Linked DNA regions of Homo sapiens: all the other regions are linked to region 1. The links are chromatin contacts, found by Hi-C or POLR2A ChIA-PET in ENCODE. All regions are on one chromosome and are shown on one strand. The core of a region is the stretch at or near the end of the contact, and the rest is flanking DNA. Distances in the headings are between cores, read along the strand shown.

Region 1 (3,221 bases), core at 479-2,978:
GAGTGTTACAGATTATTAAAAGAAATGAGGACCAAACTTTTCTTTTTCCCAGCTTTTTATTTATTCCCACTAATGTTACTGTGGAAGAAACAAGAACTGTGAATAAGCAACACTACTTTTATGTCTGAAACTCCAACCAACTCCAACCAAAAAAACAAAAACACGTTATCCTACAAGAATGTTAAAGAATTTAAAAAAAATCTCCAAATGAAACCAAAATTCATAACTGACAATCACTATATATCGGTTTACTGTTGATAGTTCTGATAATTATGTTCATAAAATTACAAAAAAAAAGTGAATTAACTTATACAGTATTTTAGCACTGTTGGTTCAAAATGTTTTTAGATTACACGTTTTTAACAGTTTGGCAATTTATGTGTCATTTCCTCCATTGATATTAACAAACCATCGAAAATATTAATGAGTCTAAACATATGACAAATATTAGATGCCAATATACAATGTTTGTGCTTCATTCTATATAAAAATGTGATGAGTCTTGTCTCATTTAACATGTAAACCGGAGGTTAACTTCTCATAAACTCTGGAAACGCTTAAAGAAAAAAAGCAAAAATTATTTTAAAGCCAGAAATGTTTTCCTTAAGAGCTGCCCATCTAAATGTGCTCCAAATTTTCAAATGGAGCCGCAACACTGGAATAACGAGTTTTGAAACACAATCCGGTAACACATTAACATGTCAAACCAGTTGACTGTACTTAAAACACCTATCTAGTTGCATTTGAAAGTCGTTTTGGTCTCTGAAAGCTCCAAAAAAAAAAAAAAAAAGCTAGGAAGTGACTAGTAGGTGCAGTATAACAAAGCTGAGGAAGATCTTCCTTTCATGAGACCTGACTTGACACAAACTTGGGTATTCCTGGGGTCAGTCTTTTCCTTCCTGAGACTTTTGGAGGCCAAGTCCAGAACCGACCCACCCCTGACCCCATCCAAGGGTACCATGATTATCCCTTAGCAGAACATGGAATATTTTCGGAGTGTCGTAAGTGTATGGATAGTTTTACGGTACAACGTCTACATAGTGGGAGAGGGCAACAGAGGGTTAGAGGTTAGAACTGAAAGGTAAAAAAATGCAAGAAATTTAGGAAATCCAAGAGACAGACTGCCAATTAAAGTCACTAAAATGGGTCTCCAATTACACCGTAAAGCAGGGCCCTGGGAGAAGAGGAAAGAGTTTTTGTTATTTCCAAAATTTATAGGTGGGTGATTGCATTAGCAGCGGAGCAGCCGAGGTGGGGCCCTGACCAGGCACACGGATGAATGAAGGGATGTCCGCGACCTGATCTGAGAAACAAGAGTAGAAGCCTCGCGATATTTCATTCCCACCTCGCTCGCAACTAAGCCCAACCTTCTGGCAGTCCAAAGCCCTACGCGCTGACAGAAATAACCTCCTTAGCAGAAATGCACTGGTCTCGTTCCCTGCAGGGCATCAGAGCCCAGAGGGTGAGTGATCCGGGCAGGCTGCCCTAGGCTCCTTTCCCGCGTCCCAAACTACATCCCCTGCCTCGCCTCGGCCCCAAACGTCCTCCCTTCCACACACACCCTCCCTGGGCCCCGCTCCGGGGTGTGGAGAGCACTGCCGCCTCCTTATTACCGACCTCAGAGCTAAACTCATTATCTCTTCGCACAGAGACGTTCCTCTCAAGAACGATTTTAACCCCCTACCCAAGGCAGCAAGACGCCCACAGCCGTTCAACAGACACGAACGACCTCAGCGGCCTCAGGGACCTCCCACAACATAGACACTTTTGAGCTGGATTGGTTGAAATGTCGCTATGGTTCTGCCTATTAGGGGGCGGAAGCTTTACCAGTTCTATTTTCATTGGGTAGGTTTTACGTCAATCAAGGAAAAAAAAATTTTTTTTCTGTGCCCCGCCCACCTCCTAACGCCCCCCCGCCCCCCCAATCTAGGGCCGCTCTCGCCCTTCGGATTGGCTCGATGCGTTTTTCCCCGAATCCTTTGCGGGTCCGGCCTCCGATCCCTGTGTGGCTGTTTGGCGGGTGGGCGCTGTGTTCCTCTCTCGTAAAGCCGTGCGGTCTGTGGGCCGCCATTCAGAAACTGGATGGACAGCTTCGGCGGTGGGAAGGGAAGGGACATGCTGCAGGCCACCCTCCGGCTAGAAGGAGGGAGTACTTGAGGAACAAGGTCTGCGAAAATTGGCTGTGCTCTGTTCTAAAACTTGGAATGGCCTCAGTACCTGGGGAATGTGTTTAAAATGCAGACTTAAATGTCCGTTTCTCCATTCTAATTTCAGTAGGTATGAATCTGCGTTTTTACTCCTCACAAGCCTTCCAAGTGATTCTGAGGCAGGTGCTGTGGCTGTACTTGGATTATCACAGGGTTAGATTATCAGGCTATTTATGATTTAGCTGTATCTAAACCACCTTTCCCTCTCTTTCCTCCTTTGAACTGTTTGAAACGGATTTGTTCCCTTCTGTCTCTTATTTTTCAGTGCTGTAAGCTGTTAACACACATGAGACTGTCTTCACTACCAAACCAAGTCTCCTAAAGCTCACTTGAATGTCTGCTTATTCGTGTCTCTTACTAGGTTCAATTTCTTGGAGGCCGTGATTATATCTATTTAACGCTTTTCCTTGTACCTAATAAAATGTCTGGTGCGTAGGTGCTCGGTAAATTGAGTGGAATCTTTTGAAAATCCACAAAATACTGAGCTAAACAGCAAATCTCATAAACGTGAATAAAATAGCCTGAGGATGGGAGTTGAAGGCGGAGAATATATAAACATTATATGTTTAAGGGATGTATATAAAATTTTAGAGAAGGGAGAGAACACAAGATATGCTTCTTAAAGGAGGTGACATAAACGTTAGACCTAGAAGGATGGGCTAAATTTGCACAAGGAAAGATAGTATGATAGAATAAGCTAAAAATTAGCTAAGGGATAGCACCCCTAAAAAACAAAAGTGGAACTTTTATTTTGTTCGTATTTTAAATTTTAAAGTACCTTTATAAATCACCTTTGAGTCTAAAAGGAAAGAGAAATTGTAGTTACTAGAACATAATGATATTGAAAAAAACTATATGTTAAAATTTTAAGATACAGACCAAGTTATAGGAGAACATTATTTTAAATAAGAAAGAATAAAAATAGGCCAAGCATTTATTTGAAGATGTTAGAAACGAAGAACAAATTGTATAATTGAAATTAGGAAGAGGAAATTAGTAAAGATAAAGTTTGAG
Region 2 (3,221 bases), core at 722-3,221, 8.4 Mb after region 1:
ACTTGCACGTTCATGCCGTAGTATGCTTTGCTGGATTCTCCGGATGTACTGTTCAGGTCTCCTCCTTCCTTTCTGAAAACAAAGAGAAAGGGAGAAAGAGTACCAGTGGCAAGAAACAGGGTGGATGTGTGAATTACACAAGTCATCAGCCACTTCATGATTTTTTTTCTGATTAAAACATAAAACTTTTATAAGTCACCGATTTTTTTGTTTGTGTTCTAGCTCCCTCCCCGATTTTTCTTTGTACAATATAAAGTCGTTTGTAACTTGCAGCTCACGGGCTTGAGGAGTGGCTGCGGTATAAGCGACTATTCACTACGCTCTTGCTTTCCAAGCCAATTCCTGATCTTGTGAACAGTACGAATTTACCCGCGAGTGTGTCAACTGACCTATGTCTTGAAAATAGGAACCACCTTGCGGTTTACTTGTGAAAATTAGCATTTTCCTCTAGCGGCTGAACACTTATGCAGCAATAAAAAGTGAATTGTTAGGCTTATAAATCTCGAGCTTGTCAAATTTTACAACAGAGGAGCAATAAAGCACCTTATAGAGATGAAGTTTTTCCTCTGAAGAACAGTTCCGTTTAACGACACCAGGATTTGCAATGACTCGAGGACGCCCTCTATTGATAGGAAAATCTAGAGCACCCGTGTACTTATGGAACAGGATATAGGGGGAGGGGAGTAAAAAATCATAGAAAGTCACGAGTGGAAAGACCCAAACCAAACAGAAATTATTGATCCTTAACTATTGAGTATATGCTTTGAAGTATGATCAATAAAGTGAGATGCTGCTTTTATAGGGGTCGAATTAAATCTTGGGTTAAGAGAAAAAAATGTAGTCTTTGTTAGCCAAATACTTTGAAAATCAGTATTATGTTTGATTACTTTTTTAAGATGCTTCTTAGTATGTCATGAACTGTATCTAATTATATGAAGTAATTGCAAGATAGTAAATTTTTGCTCTAATAATACTTAGTCCGCAGCATTATCTAAAAATGTCATATAACTTCCTCCCCAAAAGTCATTTCTCCAGGCAACTGTGAAGCTATTATTAAGCGTATTATGGATATACACAGGCTTGGATTATATTGTGGATAGTGAAAGGTGTGTTTACCCCTTAAGTCATCATAGTATGTAACAAGTAAGTAATGAAAAGTTACAGTAAAAACAGATAGGCATCCTTCATTAGGGACCTAGTGGTTTGGGCAATTCAAAATGTGTCTAATAAGTGAGCTGGTGAGACTGAAGGTTTGCCCCTCAATTATCCTAGTCCATTGATTAGCTCATTTAAACATGTGTGGAATATCAGCATGTCCGTGGTTGATAAGAAATTCCTAATTAGAGATTCTGAGTAACATAGCGGGTACAGTTGCCAACTACGATTTGGATGTTAGTGGATTTTAAATGGCAACCCTGTGCTGTTTGGGGAAAGGCAAAGGCGAGGGCGGTATCAAGTGTCTCTCAGCCTTGAGGTCATTCTTGAGATTAGATACCACTTCACACCTACCGATAACAAATTGGAATCTATCATCAGTCTCATAACTGCTTTTCTGTCTCCACTTGGCAGCCTCTTTCTTTGTAGACAATTGTCTTTTTCCTCACTTTCGGACCCATCCGATCATAAAAGGAGAAAGTGAGCTGCCATTGAATTAATCCGTAGAAATTTGTGGAAAATTTAAATAATCTGTAGAAATTTGTGAAAAAGCCACTGAGCAACAACAAATCGTGGCATAATTACACTGCATAAAAACCCACCACTCTCATTAATTACACTGTAACCGAACGTTGAAGTTTGCCCACTCTTAGACCTCTCCTTGCCGCTTTCAGGAAGGGAAATGTCAAACTAGAACACCTGAGCCTCGCACAGCTGCCAGCGAATTCCGGCGGCAGTTCGCGGGTACCTTCCCAGCCCATCCTATCTGCTCCGGACCGCGGGTGACATTCAGATTTCCAACACCGCCCCGAGCTTGCTTTACCAGACACCCTCAAACGACTCGGAACGCGGTTCCGCAGATGTGATTGGCTGAAAGGGGACCTGCCGCGCGGCGCTCTGTAAAAGCGCCTGCTTCCTCCAAGGAGGTGGAGCTGAAGCTGGCAGGGCCAGGGCAGGGAGGGGTAATTAAATTAAAAAAAAAACTTGGAGGGAAGATGAATCGGATCACATTAATTCAAGGAGAGGTCAAAGGCCGGTACCTTTGTAACGCCGGCGAGAGTAAGACTTGCGGTCGCCCATTTCTGTTGGGCGCGAGGAAACAGTAAATCGCGGAAGGGGGTAGAGGGGGAAGGAAAGGGAGCGCGAGGCAGCATGCGGCGCAGGAGAGAGGACTTGGAGTCGATGGACAGGGAACTCGAATTACACTGAGCGGGCGGGGGAGAGGGCCCTCTGGGTCCTGCGATTGGCAGGCTGAGTCGGGCTGACGTGCGGTCACAACCAATGGGGAGGAAGGGAGGGACACGGCGGGGGATTATGGCGTCGTGGATTGGCGGGCACAGGGCGGGGCGGGACGGCAGTGCGGGACTGAGATTGATCGACCGCGGGGGCTGCCGCGCAGAGATATCCGGGCCGCCGGTGGGTGGTCGCTAGGGCTGGGCCAGCCTCTTGGAGGTCCACGCCCGCCGAGCCCACGCTGGCTGGGGCCGGGGTGCCGGCGCGCTCGGGACTCGTCTCAGCAGTCGCTCACGGTCTTTGTGTCTTCTCTTCCGCCCCTTTCCCTGCCTGCCGCCTCCGGCCGCCACGATGCCCCTGCGCCCCGCTGCTGCCGCCGCGGACTGGCTGCGCCGGCTGCGCGCTGCTTGCTGCGGCGGTGGTGGCGCCCCATCTGCTACACGGGCCTGAAGAAGGAAGAAGAGGAAGCGAAGCGCGCCCCCCGGCCCATGCCGCAGCCACGGGCCCAGACCCGCCACGGCGCCCGCGCCGCCGCCCTCGCCGGAGCCCACGAGACCTGCATGGACGGGCATGGGCTTGAGAGCAGCACCTTCCAGCGCCGCCGCTGCCGCCGCCGAGGTTGAGCAGCGCCGCAGCCCCGGGCTCTGCCCCCCGCCGCTGGAGCTGCTGCTGCTGCTGCTGTTCAGCCTCGGGCTGCTCCACGCAGGTAGGACGGGAGCGCGCGAGGGGAGCCAGCCCCGGGGCCTAGGGCTTTGTTCCCAAATAGCCCCAGGTCTCGAAGGCGCTCGCCGGGGCGGAAGGGCGGCGTGGCGCAACGGGAAAGGCCTCCCGAG
Region 3 (3,221 bases), core at 722-3,221, 6.8 Mb after region 1:
AAAAAAAAAAAGAAAGAGAGAAAATTAAATAGGAAAGGGGCCTATATTTAGGAATGAAGTTATAATTAGAAGGAAAAATTGTCAATTATTTTATAGAAGTGAGAGTTGAAGATGTGAAGTGGATGCTATCACTGAGCAGGAGATAATGGAAGAAAAGGAATGTTTGGGAGCAGAATTCTGGGGCAAGTTCATATTGAAAGCTAAGGGCAGCTAGTCAAACAATGATTATTGATATAGGAGGAGCCAAAGAAGTAAAAGGGAAGAGAGGCCCAAGAAAGGGTACCAACACTGGTGAGATTCAACTGAGACCGGAATGTCATATTTAATGACTAAGTCATTTCTTGGTGAACTTTACAAATAATTTAAATATTGCAGCGCCAATGTTTTGGAAGATAAATCTGGCATCATTTTGATGTCTCACCAAAACCTTAACTTTTAAATTTAACTTATTTTCCATGCTTTGTCTCTGCCTCCCCCGTCCTCTAACACTCTTACTTTTGACCCCTACTTCTGTCAGAGACACTAAGGAATGAGTGTGCTGAGAAAGCAGGAAAGGAAGGTATCTTTCCGAAGTGATAGTAGGTTTTCATAGAGAAAGTCCAGCTGATTAGAAGAATCTACATGAGAGGCAAAGTAAACATTGTCTTCCAAATTTCACACTGATTTTGCATTTGATAGTTTAATACTTAAGCGCTATTTAAGATTAATTTTAAAAATCCAAAACTTGAAGCCTTAACATAATGCAAGAACCAGTGTGACTCACATCGCATATCCTATTACATAATTACACAATATAGGTAGTCCTTATCATGGGGTTCACTCCTTACCAAAAGATAACGGCTCCTAAATAAATGTACAAATGTCTTGATCTATATATTAATTTCTGTGCCATAAGACTGAGGCCATAAAATCAGATTTTGTTACTCCCCTGATTAAAAACATTTAGTGGTTACCCCCACATTCTTTACCAAACCTCCAAGGCTCTGTAGTACATAATTTCTCACCTTTTCCGCTACATCTCCAACCATTAGTGTGCATCTCACTTTGCTCCAGCCACATTACATTGGCCTTTCCTCTCTTCAAAGACTTTTCTGTCTCAAGGCCTTTGCACTTACTACTGCTGTTTCCTCTGCCTCCAACTCTTTCCAAGGACTTCACTGGGCTGTCTCTTTCTCACACAGCTCCTATTATTCCCCCATTCATTCTTTCATTTAGTGAATATTTATTGATTGTCTACCAAAGGCCAATAACTTGTGCCCCTCCTCTCCACCAGATACATATACTTTCTATGCCATTATCCTTTATCATTTTCATAGCATTTATCCATTATCCTATTTTTCGTTTACTTGATGATCTGTGTCTCTCTCTCCACTTGTCTGTTTGAACAAGTGAACCTCCTAATGTTGCTACTAAAAAACCGACAAATATGTGTTGACTGAATGAATCAGAAAGACTGCTATGCGACTGAGTCTGTTAGTAGGGAAGTCAATATTATCAAATCTCGGGGGGGGGGGGGGGCTTAAACCTTTCACAGCTGGTCGGAAGCTCAGGATCAGAGAAGTTTCCAGGCCACAGAGATGCAAGCGTTTCTCTTCAGCGCAAAGCGAATAGCAGCAGAAAAGAAAACAATTATTAGAAGACGGGACCTTTGCTCTATCTGGGGGAAGGTAAGCTCCCAAACAAAACCTTTTTAAAAATCCGACTTTCTGAATGCTCTCTTCTCCATTCCCAGCTTCTGCCACGTCCCGGGTCCCAGAGTGTGCCTGCTCAGATCCCAGAAAACTTGCAGGAACAGGAAGAGGTCACACAGTGTTAAGGGGAAGGGAGAACAGGAACGGCGGGTTTCTTACCGCGGTCAAGACCCTGAAGTCATCTCGGCTCATGTAACGCAACTTGGCCACATTCACTTTCCCCATGGCGGCCCCAGTCCGAACCCAGATGCCTCTCCGACGACAGCCGCAAAGCGTAAGGCAGGTCGTTATTCCAGCCTCTAAGCGCTTTACAGCGCCAGATGGCTCGCGCACGCGCTGCGTCTTAGTATAGGTCCTTGTTAATAGTTAGAAGTGCTGTTCTCATTGATATAGGAAAATAAAACTACTTGTATGTCTTATGAAACACATAGTATGTAACAAGTGAACGTTTTATTTTTGTGTAATTTTTGCGTTGTGACTGAGTTGGCGGAGTGTAGATATTCTCTACAATGTGCCTTTTTTTTTCCATATCTGTCAGGACTTGCTGCCTCAATGACACGTTCCGCCTCAGAGAGCAAAGTGGTTACTTAATGGGAGGAGCAAATTTTTCCCGCAAACAACTTCTACTCTAGGCAAAGTGACTTCCAACAAGACAGGGGTAAAAGAACCTGAGCTAGAGTCCAGACAACCAAATCTGTTAAAGGTAAAGTGGACTGTAATCACACAAGCACGCCCTCTACTCCTAATTGCGCCTGCTCCGGCAGCTCCGGAGGGCGTGGTTAATGGAACTCATGCGCTTGCTCAGTACTTCTCTTAGGTTGGTCTAGGAGGCTTCGAAGTGCGCCTGCGCTGGTTGGGGTGGGAGTTTAAGGTGACACGTGGAGAGCGCGGCGGACGTCCTTACCTCCAGAGGAAGTGGGGATTTTGATAGTTCGGGCTGACCTACGCGGGTAGGACTTCGAGGGCCCAGGAGCGATTTAAGGATTTTAGAATAGTTACCCATACTGGCTCTGCAACTCCTCGATATTCAAGCCTTTGTCTGCTTTTTACTTGAATGCAGCATGTCTTTGATTAACCATCTTCAACCAATGAACATCTCCATTTAAACGGAATTTTTCTTTCTGTACTTACATAAGAAGGCATAGAAATGAATTTTTTTTTTATTTTTGAGACAGAGCCCGGCTCTGTCACCCAGACTGAAGTACAGGGGCGCGATCTTGGCTCACTGCAACCTCTGCCCTCTAGGTTCAAGGGATTCTTCTCCCTCAGCCTCCTAAGTAGCTGGGATTATAGGCTCACACCACCACGCCCTGCTAATATTTTTATTTTTAGTAGAGATGGGGTTTCGCCCTGTTGACCAGACTGGTTTCAAACTCCTGGCCTCAGGTGATCCGCCCCCCTCAGTCTCCCAAAGTGCTGGGATTACAGGCATAAGCCACCGCGCCTGGGCGAAAAGTTTTTAAAAAAACCAAGTGACTAACTTTATTTGTACAAATTTATGGGGTACGTGAGAAATTTTGTTACAAGTAT
Region 4 (3,221 bases), core at 1-2,500, 6.4 Mb after region 1:
TCTTGGCTCACTGCAACCTCTGCCTCCCTTCCTTTTATTGGGGCACTATAGTATATGAAATAGATCATCAAGAAGTAATTGAGGTTCTTCCAGAATTTCCTGAACAATGAAATTAACAAGCACTGTTGGTAAATAATAAAAATGCTGGATTAATTTGAAAAAAAAAAAAGTACTAGAATGTTTCTATTCAGGCCGCACCTGAAAATGTGCTACTTATACTAATTAAAAATCCTCAGGCAAGAGACAACTGTGCCCAATTTTCAAGTTTTTTGTTTTGTTTTGTTTTGTTTTGTTGTTTTGTTAATTGTTGACCACGTCCTGAGTTCAGAGCGAATCCTCTGGGTGTTTAATAGGAAACAGATAATTTCTTTCTGAACCTAGCCTACACAAAGAAATCCAAAAGCGTGAGGAAGTGTGTGCTCTCCCCCTTCCCCTCATGGAATTAACTTTGTAGGACCACCTGGCCAGTGAGGCACCCAGATAGGAAACTTTTAATTTGCGTCAACAGAGGTGCTTTATCTGAATAAAACCCAGCCAGAGCCAGAGCGAAGGGGAGAGAGAGAATTGCTGACCAGAAGAACAGGAGAAGCAGGGAGGGAAGTGACCTTAAGAACACACACGGCCCGCGCATCCCACCCCACCAGAGTCTTTAACCCAAAGCCTCTGGGTTTCTCTAGCAGCTATGGGCAGGTGCCCTCCTCAGCCCGAGCCAGCTGCCCGCCCCACCCCGCCTTTTGGCCTCGCGCGGGCGTCGGTGGCCTGCAGGACTGGCAGGCATCCAGGCGCCAGGCGGAGCGCTGAGGGAGGCTCCCGCCGGCCGAACAGCGGGGAGACCCGTGAAGCAGGCGCACCGGCCACGCGCCCGGAGGGACAGGGACAGGGACCGGCAGGGGTGGGCCCGCCGCCAACCCGCCGGGCACCCCGCGGACTCGGGCCTAGCCAGCGACTCCCCCCGCCCTTCCCGCGCCCTGTCTCGCGCCCCGTCGCCTTCCTCCCGCGCCCCGTCGCCTTCCTCCCGCGCCCCGTCTCCCTCCTCCCGTGCCCCGTCTCCCTCCTCCCGTGCCCCAGGCCCTCAGCCCCCCACTTGACGGGCGCAGGGAAGGGGCGGGTGCCGCGCTCTCCTCCCGGCCCGCAGTCCCCTACCCGCGGCTCGAGCGCGCTGTACCTGGGGTTCTGGGGCCGCCCTCACCCTTGCGCCGCCGCCACCACCACTGCCGCCGGCCTAGCTCCCCCAGGACCGAAAGTGAAAGTGGAGCCCGGGGAGCGGCAGGCTGGCGCTGAGCGGCGCTTCGGCCCGAGCCCTAGCGGCAGGCGGGGAAGCCCCTGGCTAAGGCGGGAGCTGGGGAAAGGGTAAACGGGAGTGGGGCCGAGCGAGGGAAGCCGCAACTCCCAGGAAGGGAATTGGTAAATGAGCGCTGCACGCCGGGGAAGCTGCGAGGTTGCGATGCGGGGGATCAGGCGTAGGAAGTGCACGCCTTTCTGAACGCGGATCCGTGTGTGTGTGTGTGTGTGTGTGTGTGTGTGTGTGTGTGTGTGTGTGTGTGTGTGTGTGTGTGTGTGTGTGTGTTGAGATGCTTTTTGTTTTTGTCTTTTTTTTTTTTTCACTGTTTAGCGTTGCGAGGGTTAGGGGCATGCAGGAAAGGGCCGGTGCTCAAGTTGGGGACCGAAGCCAGGCAGGCGCTGACAAGTCCACCAAGCCTAGACGCGTTCGACGCCCATTGGACTCGCTGGGTGTCCGTCATCTCGCCACTGCCAGTGGGCTGAGAGCTCTTGGCCCGCCTCGGAAAGAAACATGAACCCAGTACTCTGTCGTGGCAAAGTGCCGCACCTTCTGGGGCTTCGGTAGAGAATGACTACAGTGGGAGATGCTGTAGAGGAGGAAGGTGGGTTAGAGGTGGCCCCCAGGACTTTCCTGCACTACCAAGGGCCACTGTACCCCAAGGATTAGCTGCTTCCCGCATCAACACGTTCCCTCTGATTTTTCAAAGTAAATGACCATTTCTTCACTCCCCTTAGAACAATTAAAGCTGAATAAAATGGCCAAAAAGACCATCTTTAAACAGTTGAGGCTAAATGAGGTAACAAGTCAAGAAAACACAAACATTAAAACACCAAATGCTACAAGTTTATTACCGAAAATGGGTCCCGATCCAGACCCCAAGAGAGGGTTCTTGGATTTTGCGCAAGAAAGAATTTGAGGGGAGTCCATGGAGTAAAGTGAAAGCAAGTAATTAAGAAACTAAAGGAATAAAAGAATGGCTACTCATAGGCAGAGCACCCCCAAGGGCTGTTGGTTGTCCATTTTTAGGGTTATTTCTTGATTATATGCTAAGCGGGGGAAATTATTCATGCCTCCCCTTTTTAGACCATATAGGGTAGCTTCCCGACGTTGCAGTGGCATTTGTAAACTGTCATGGAGCTGGTGAGACCGTAGCAGTGACGACCAGAGGACACTCTCATTGCCATCCTGGTTTTGGTGGGTTTTGGCCAGCTTCCTTACTGCAACCTGTTTTATCAGCAAGGTCTTTATGACCTGTGTCTTGTGCCTACCTTCTATCTCATTCTGTGACTTAGAATGTCTAACCTCCTGGGAGTGTAGCCCAGTAGGTCTCAGCCTTATTTTACCCAGCTCCTATTCAAGATGGAGTTGCTCTGGTTCAAACGTCTCTGATAATTTGGTGAGTGGACCATGGTCCTAGTGGGAACAGGACCCTTTTCATGCGGTTCTCAGACTTTCTTCTCCCACTTCTTTATTGGCCTTCTTCCCTTTGAGAACTGGGGATTCCAAGTCACTGCAACAGTATTTCTCTTTTTTTTTCAATATTATGTTTCCTTTTTAAAAATATAATGTTTCATACTGCCTATTATCTCTAGTCAAGGACATTTTATAATATAAAGATTAACACCCTGTTCCAAGACTCAACTACGGTGGGATCCAGGGAAGTTTTTTTCACTAAAATTCAACAAGAAATGAGGACTTTGAGATCTGGTAATTTCTGCATGTTCAGAATTTGACAGGAGGTATCAATGGATAGCGTGTAGCCTCCAAGACCTCCAGACATCTCGGAGTGCTCCCAGTTTACTCAAGATGAGACCTCTTTGTCCAGTAAATGTATGCATTTCTTTGCTTTTATATTTATATTTTTGAATATGATGGTTTTCCTTTGGCTTCTAGTAAAGTTTTTTTGTTTTTGTTTTTGTTTTTTGTTTATGTGTCTTTT

Evidence for each region. A loop is a pair of places that touch in the nucleus more often than their neighbours do. ChIA-PET counts read pairs that join two places held with the same protein, here RNA polymerase II (POLR2A). Pooled maps may share reads with other maps.
Region 2: a loop to region 1 is called in a map of naive thymus-derived CD4-positive, alpha-beta T cell, with 12 times the contacts of the local background. The contact joins the promoter of RGMB-AS1 here to the promoter of CETN3 in region 1. A Hi-C loop is called at or near these places in 1 of 168 maps with a recorded cell type or tissue (naive thymus-derived CD4-positive, alpha-beta T cell) and 4 of 50 pooled maps. POLR2A ChIA-PET finds 5 or more read pairs at or near these places in 1 of 52 experiments (RWPE1).
Region 3: a loop to region 1 is called in a map of CD4-positive, alpha-beta memory T cell, with 25 times the contacts of the local background. The contact joins the promoter of RIOK2 here to the promoter of CETN3 in region 1. A Hi-C loop is called at or near these places in 2 of 168 maps with a recorded cell type or tissue (CD4-positive, alpha-beta memory T cell and naive thymus-derived CD4-positive, alpha-beta T cell) and 9 of 50 pooled maps.
Region 4: a loop to region 1 is called in a pooled map, with 8 times the contacts of the local background. The contact joins the promoter of ERAP1 here to the promoter of CETN3 in region 1. A Hi-C loop is called at or near these places in 1 of 50 pooled maps. POLR2A ChIA-PET finds 5 or more read pairs at or near these places in 2 of 52 experiments (activated B cell and endothelial cell of umbilical vein).

The regions. Positions count from the first base shown.
Region 1 is chr5:90,408,028-90,411,248 of GRCh38, forward strand. CETN3 (centrin 3) reads right to left here and starts at 1,729. Exons shown (of 5, transcript NM_004365.4): 1 at 1,618-1,729. The coding sequence starts at 1,634. It overlaps LOC731157 (a long non-coding RNA gene), which reads left to right and starts at 1,973. Exons shown (of 2, transcript NR_105024.1): 1 at 1,973-2,277; 2 at 2,473-2,642. RefSeq lists an enhancer at 1,499-1,698.
Region 2 is chr5:98,771,113-98,774,333 of GRCh38, forward strand. It overlaps RGMB-AS1 (RGMB antisense RNA 1), which reads right to left and starts at 1,972. Exons shown (of 2, transcript NR_033932.1): 1 at 1,510-1,972; 2 at 1-72. It overlaps RGMB (repulsive guidance molecule BMP co-receptor b), which reads left to right and starts at 2,551. Exons shown (of 3, transcript NM_001366508.1): 1 at 2,551-3,094. The coding sequence starts at 2,959. RefSeq lists enhancers at 2,128-2,177, 2,913-3,221 and a silencer at 2,398-3,027.
Region 3 is chr5:97,181,276-97,184,496 of GRCh38, forward strand. It overlaps RIOK2 (RIO kinase 2), which reads right to left and starts at 1,972. Exons shown (of 10, transcript NM_018343.3): 1 at 1,851-1,972. The coding sequence starts at 1,916.
Region 4 is chr5:96,806,695-96,809,915 of GRCh38, forward strand. It overlaps ERAP1 (endoplasmic reticulum aminopeptidase 1), which reads right to left and starts at 1,251. Exons shown (of 19, transcript NM_001040458.3): 1 at 1,166-1,251. It overlaps LOC124901033 (a long non-coding RNA gene), which reads left to right and starts at 764. Exons shown (of 3, transcript XR_007058879.1): 1 at 764-1,883. RefSeq lists a silencer at 672-1,131 and enhancers at 704-1,205, 1,206-1,705, 1,862-1,931.